Regions from separate parts of the Homo sapiens genome. Here region 1 is linked to region 2. Evidence: chromatin loops called from intact Hi-C (ENCODE). Cell type or tissue: dorsolateral prefrontal cortex. All regions are shown on one strand. Each heading gives the region's core, and the rest is flanking DNA. Links, peaks and the distances in the headings are about the cores only.

Evidence for each region. Peaks named below come from ENCODE experiments on the same cell type or tissue, not always from the same donor. Only the 100,000 strongest peaks of a DNase experiment are listed, where the experiment ranks them.
Region 1: a loop joins it to region 2, with 3 times the contacts of the local background. A loop is called at or near these places in 29 of 110 quality-filtered maps.

What each region holds. Positions count from the first base shown.
Region 1 is chr11:131,502,609-131,505,520 of GRCh38, reverse strand. The region is part of intron 1 of NTM (neurotrimin); the gene reads right to left. Among named protein-coding and RNA genes, the nearest start is that of NTM-AS2, 37 kb to the left of the region's middle. In dorsolateral prefrontal cortex, for the core only: a CTCF peak has its summit at 1,122; DNase peaks (open chromatin) are centred at 810 and 1,160; H3K4me3 peaks cover 587 bases; H3K27ac peaks cover 2,500 bases.
Region 2 is chr11:131,406,799-131,409,710 of GRCh38, reverse strand. All of the region lies in intron 1 of NTM (neurotrimin), which reads right to left. Among named protein-coding and RNA genes, the nearest start is that of NTM, 38 kb to the right of the region's middle. In dorsolateral prefrontal cortex, for the core only: CTCF peaks have their summits at 1,305 and 1,509 (motif pointing left); a DNase peak (open chromatin) is centred at 1,503; H3K27ac peaks cover 406 bases.

The DNA.
Region 1 (2,912 bases), core at 151-2,650, 96 kb before region 2:
ATAATCGCAGGATGTCACTTTCAACATCTTGGGAATCTTGTTAAAATGCCAATTCTGATGGAAAACGCTTGGTGATGGAGACTGAGATTCAGCATTTGTAACTATTCCCAGGTAATGCTGAGGCTGCTGTTTGGGGAACCATACTTTGATGATCAAAGTCATTAAGTCTTACAAAAATTAAACACAATGAAATATATAAAGTCCTTAACACACTGAGAATAATTATTCAATAAATGATCGTTGTTAGCATTACTTGTTTGATAGTTACCATAGACCACAGATTAAAGAGCATTTTTAAATCCCTACTTTGTGCTGTGAGCTGAGCTTCACAGAGACATCATCAAATCCTCAAACCACTCCTGTGGGACAGGTAATATTACCCCTATTTCTTAGATGAGGAGAATGACTCAGAGATTCGTGACTTCCCAATGGTCAAGTAGAAGGTAGGTTTCATGACTCTGAGACCACACCTCTTTCCCCTGCAGTATACCCCACTGTGGTATAGAGCAGCACCCTCAACTCATGTCAACAGCCTCTGCCTGTTGTCCAGCCAGGTCAGATAGTGCGGAGGAGAGGGTGTGTTGATTCTGAAAAGAATCAACATATTGTGGATTCTGAGACATGACCGCCAATTGCCAAAAGAGGAGAGAAAGCTTCCTCCAGGCTGGAGCGGGGTGCAGGCAGGCATATGTGCATGCAGGAGGAGTGGAGGGGGTGGACGGCTGATGGATGCACAGTGCGGGAAATTTACAGATCAATCAATAGACAGAGATCCAGGGAGTCTGGCAGCTGACAGACATGTGAGGGCACGCTGACACCCAGATGGCCATGGAGCACGCAGGCCAGGAAGAGTTTGGAAAGGCCAGCAGTGCAGGTCGAGGTAGACAAGCCTAGAGACAAACAGAGCAGCAGCACACACAATTTTGGTAACACCATCTGTGGGTGAGAGAACCCCAGCGCTGTGTGAAATGGACTCCAAATTCTATTTGGAGCTGGAAACGGGTGGTATGGTGTGCTCAGTTATTTTAAATCCCTTCCAATTCTCTGCCAAGAAATTCGATCCGGGAAAGCCATTCCTGCCAAGCCCCAAGGGGTTTACCAGGGCTGAGCTGGGTAGCTGCGGTCCTATCTGATTTATGGCAGGTGGGGGCAGCCGAGAGCCACCAAATTTGAGGGTATCCCCATGCCAACAGAGGAGAGGTGTTTATGTTTTCTCCAGAATGTGAGCCCAAGGGGTCTGCATTTGCAAGTCAGAGTGGGAACAGGCAACCCAAACAGGCTGAATTCAGGCATGCGCTGTGCGAGACAGAGATAGGAAGGGTGAGGACAGAGGTGGCTGGTGGGGCTCAAAGGGGACTGGCAGGGGGATGTGGAGGGACAAGCCACAGTGTCCAGAAGCAGGGGCCTGGAGGAAGCTGGTGGGGCCAGGGAGCCCTGGATGAGCAGTCCTCAGAAGTGTGGGTCAGAGACAGCTGGATCAGCACCTTTTCTGGAATCCAATTCTTATAAGGCCATGTCTTTGGACTTCATGCTCTGACCCGCCTGGCCTTAAAGCACTAATGACCCTAACAAAGGTAGTCAGTGTAGGGGTTGGTGATGGCATCTGAGTTAATTCCTACCCCAGTTAACTTCACCTCTAATAGAGAAGCCAAATGGATTAAAGAAACACGCACAACCCTGCCACTTAGCTTAAGTTTAAATGTATAACCTCAGTGGGGCGTGGTGGCTCGCACCTGTAGTCCTAACACTTTAGGAGGCCAAGGAAGGAGGATCACTTGAGCCCAGGCTGAGCAACACAGTGAGACTCTCTCTACAAAAAAAAGAGAAACAATTAGCCAGGCATAGTGGAGTGTGCCTGTGGTCCCAGCTATTTGGGAGGCTGAGGTGGGAAAATTGCTTGAGTCTGGGAGGTTAAGGCTACAGTGAGCCATGACTGTGCCACTGCACTCCAGCCTGAGCAACAGAGTAAGACCTTGTCTCAAAAAAAAAAAAATTGTAACCTCAAATATGAAGTGGACTTGACACGACCCAATGATCCCAGTCCGTTTTCCTGGTGCACCTGCTCTCCTTTCCTCCACCTTCTGCTGTCTCTGACCCTCCTCGGTGAGGACCTCACTTCTTACATTACTGCAGAGCCAGAAACAATCAGATGGAAACTGCAACACTCAACCTTATCCTCCCCAGATCTACCCTGCATGTTCCTGCTCTAACCTCTCCTCTTATTTCTGCTGAGTGAAGCTGGTCTACCTGCAGACAGCCCCTTACCTGTGCACAGGATTGCATAGTCCTCCACACCTTCCCCCAGGCACAGGACATCAGCTCTCATTCCTTTGTACCCTCATCATCAACGGCTCCCCTTACTGGAGAGTTCCTGTGGGCATGCACACTCTGCACACAAATGTCTTTATTTCCTCTCATCTGGAGATAAAGAGGCAACAGCCAAGGCCTCCCTGACCCTGACTGCAGTCCCTCTCCTCTCTGACCCATAAACCTCCCTGAGAAAGTTGTCTGTTTCCTCTGTCTGTACTTCCTCATCTTCCCTTGTCTCCTGAACAGAATCCAGTGAGGATTTGATCTCCATCAGCCAGAGGGAATCACATCTCGCCATGGATATGATGACTTCTGCCCTGCCAAAGCCAAGGTTGATCTCAGGTCTCTCGTCCTCCACCCTGCACTCAGGCAACAAAAGCATTCGATCAGATGCTGTGTTACACAGCTCTGATGTGCCGGGCTGGTCCTGGGTGCCAAGGATACATCTATCTGTCAATAAACAAGGGAGGCAAAAGTCCTTGCCTTTTGGAGGCTACGTTTTAGTTACAGACGATGACTTCAACAACAAGCAAATGCCTGACATGTGTGAGCAGGCAATGAGCGATATGCATCCACGTCAGCCTGGGGTGTGGGTCAGGATG
Region 2 (2,912 bases), core at 252-2,751:
CTGCTCCAGAAGAAAGGGAAAACGGGGCTTTTATAGACAATATTTCCTTTATGGCTCATGCCGCTCCCCTGCCCCCGTGCCGCTGCACCACTTCAGAGGCCTGCTCGACCTTCTCAAGGTCACTCCACTCAGCAGGCCCCTTGTGCCTCTCCCAGGGACCAGCAGAGAAGCTGAAAGGGCCAGGTTTTGTTTTCTGTTTCTCCTCAGTCTCAGTAGAGTCCTTGCCCGGGGGCAGAGACACCTGAAGTTCCCAGCAGGGCGGTCCCAGTTAACTACCGTGGGACTCCTGCACCTCTCTGTGGAAGGCAGCCAGAAGGCTGTGCCTAAGCTTCTCCAGGTTTCCTCCCTCCAACACCTCTTTGTAGCCCAGATGGGGGCTCTCAGGGGCAGCTTCAATGAGGACTCAAAGTGCAAAGGGGTAAATGTCCATTCTCAATCTCCATTATACACCCTCCTGCTTCCTTCTGCTTCTCAAACAAGTGTTTGATGCTAATACTTTGCAGTCTTAACTAGATTTCGCTTCACAGTTAGTATTTGGCTGTACACCTGCCTGTTAGTTGTTTGCTGACATCAATGATTTCTGTCATGGCTTGCATATCTCCAGTTAGTGGGGACAGTGTTCCTCCTATGTAGGCCCTGACAGCTTTGGAGGGTGCAGATAATGTCTTAGCAACCTCTTGCCTGCTGCAGTCCCTGCCTGGCACGGTGCTTGGCACAACATTGATACTTGCCACATGCTACCTGATTTCTGTTTCTCCAAAGGTAGTTTCTGATGCATGATGGGTGAACCTGCTTTGGGATGATATGATGCCTCTGGAGTAAATTAAAGGAATTGCCTCACCCTCCACTGAACAATAAAGTCAGGTTTGTGGTGTGACAGAATGGAATCCCTGACAAAAGTTTTGCAGATGATCTGAGTGCCGATGTGATGTCTGCAGGGCAGGAGTGATTTAGCTGAGAATACGAGAAAACAATGTCACTGATGAACTTGGGCTTGAGTTAGAATCTTTGTGTGCCAAAAATCCTGGAGCTTTGGACAAGGCATCTACCATCTCGGAGCCCCAGTTTTCTCATCTGCAAGGTGAAAACAAACTGGTTGATACCTCATAAGGTTCTGCAATGAACTCACACCAGCCTCAAAGTAAATACTCAAAAGTGGCAATTCTTTTTGCCCAAAGGCTGATCATTATCTGGTAGAGAGGCACAAGATTAAAATTTTACCTAGAATGCTCTTCATATTTTCAATCACATAAATGTTATACAGTTTTCAAATGTTAGCACCTTCTAGATGCTTCACCCCTACTCTGCCTCTCCTCTCCACAGAATTCATTTTTCTTCCTCTTCAAAAGTCCAAGGATTTCACAGCTGCCTCTGTCATAGTACTTCCACTTTCTAACTTACGTAAGCTTCTTACAGGCAGGATAGGGGTTTGCACATCTCAGCAAATATTTTGCAAACGTGAGCAAGAGAAGACAGGCGTTTTGTCTCCCTCTTTTGGCCGGGGAGGGTGTTGGCCATTCCTGGACCAGAGCAATCACTTCTCTCAATCGACAGAACAACTGAGTGACCCAGTGATTAATAACTGGCTTTTAGTTTAGGGGAGGCCTGGAAATGCCCATTAAGGGGGGCACTGAGGCATTGCACATTAATCCTAAACACTTCCCCTTAAACCTAAATGAAATAACTAACTGTTGCATAATTCAATAAGAAGTCCTGGCTGGGGGCCGCGCTACTTTCGGAGTAACCAGTGAATAAGTACCATCCACGAAACTATTAAGTTAATTTAAAATCCTGACAATTTAGCACCACTCTGGTGAGATAAGAACCATTTATTAAAAGGCACAGTTCATTAACCCAAATGCTACTGGCATATTTGCTCAGAGAAAGGGGTGGGCCCGAACTTCATCAGGAAGCGTCTCCTCTCCCTGCCCGGGAGCCAGCCCTGGTTCCAGCTGCAAAGCCAGGAAACCTCGAGGGCAAGAATGTCCTAGGAACTCTTTCTGACCCATGACTCCTTCCCCTTTATACCCATCAGGGATGACCCTGTAGTATTTGAGTTAAGGCAGAAAGTATGACAAAGCCCAAATAGAGTGCAAGGGAGGTGCTGGAAGCCTTTTGTCCCCACTTTCAGCCTTTCTGTGGCTCTTCCCTTTCTTCAGCCTCCTCCTCCCCTGGCTGACCTGTCCCACCCCTGGGTCCGAGGAATGTTTCCCACATATGTTCTGCATGTCCCACCTTTGTTCTTAGTCACTGGGATTTTGAGTCTGCAGACTGGATGCTGCTATAAAATATTACACAATTCCACGAAGTGCTGTTTTCCAGGGCATTGTATGTAGCTCTTGTATACAAACTGACAAGCAAAGGACAGTGCCAGTGCAGAGGGCTGTCTTTTGTGACACTGTTTTTTCTGGCCACATAATAGATCTGCTTAGGTGAAAACTTACTGAATCTCATGACAGGCACATTGAGTCACTTCGGTCCTCTCCTGAGAGCCTTGGGTTTCTTCCTTCCTTTTAAAAATCCAGTCTTGTAACTATATTCTCTGGACACCCTCAAGCCACTGATAGAAATGGTAAGTGGAGTTAGTTGGTCTGGCTCTGGGACCAAGAAAATAGTAAGCCAGTGCCTGTGGCTAGAGACAGACTTGCGTCTTCAATATTTAAAACGTAAATGCTACTCTGTGGTCTTAACTGCAAAAAGGGAACATCTTAACTTTCTGAGTCGTTTTAATCACCTTGAAAAGAGACTTAATGTGAACCAATGTTTGTATGAGGAAAGTGCCTTTACCTGTGGTCTTTGGAGCTGCTCAATGAAAAGTTACTTATGCATGTACATTTATCCATTTCCCTAGAGCACATTTGTGCACTCTGGGAGGAGGGAAAGAGCTTTTATCCACTTCTCAGAGTGATATA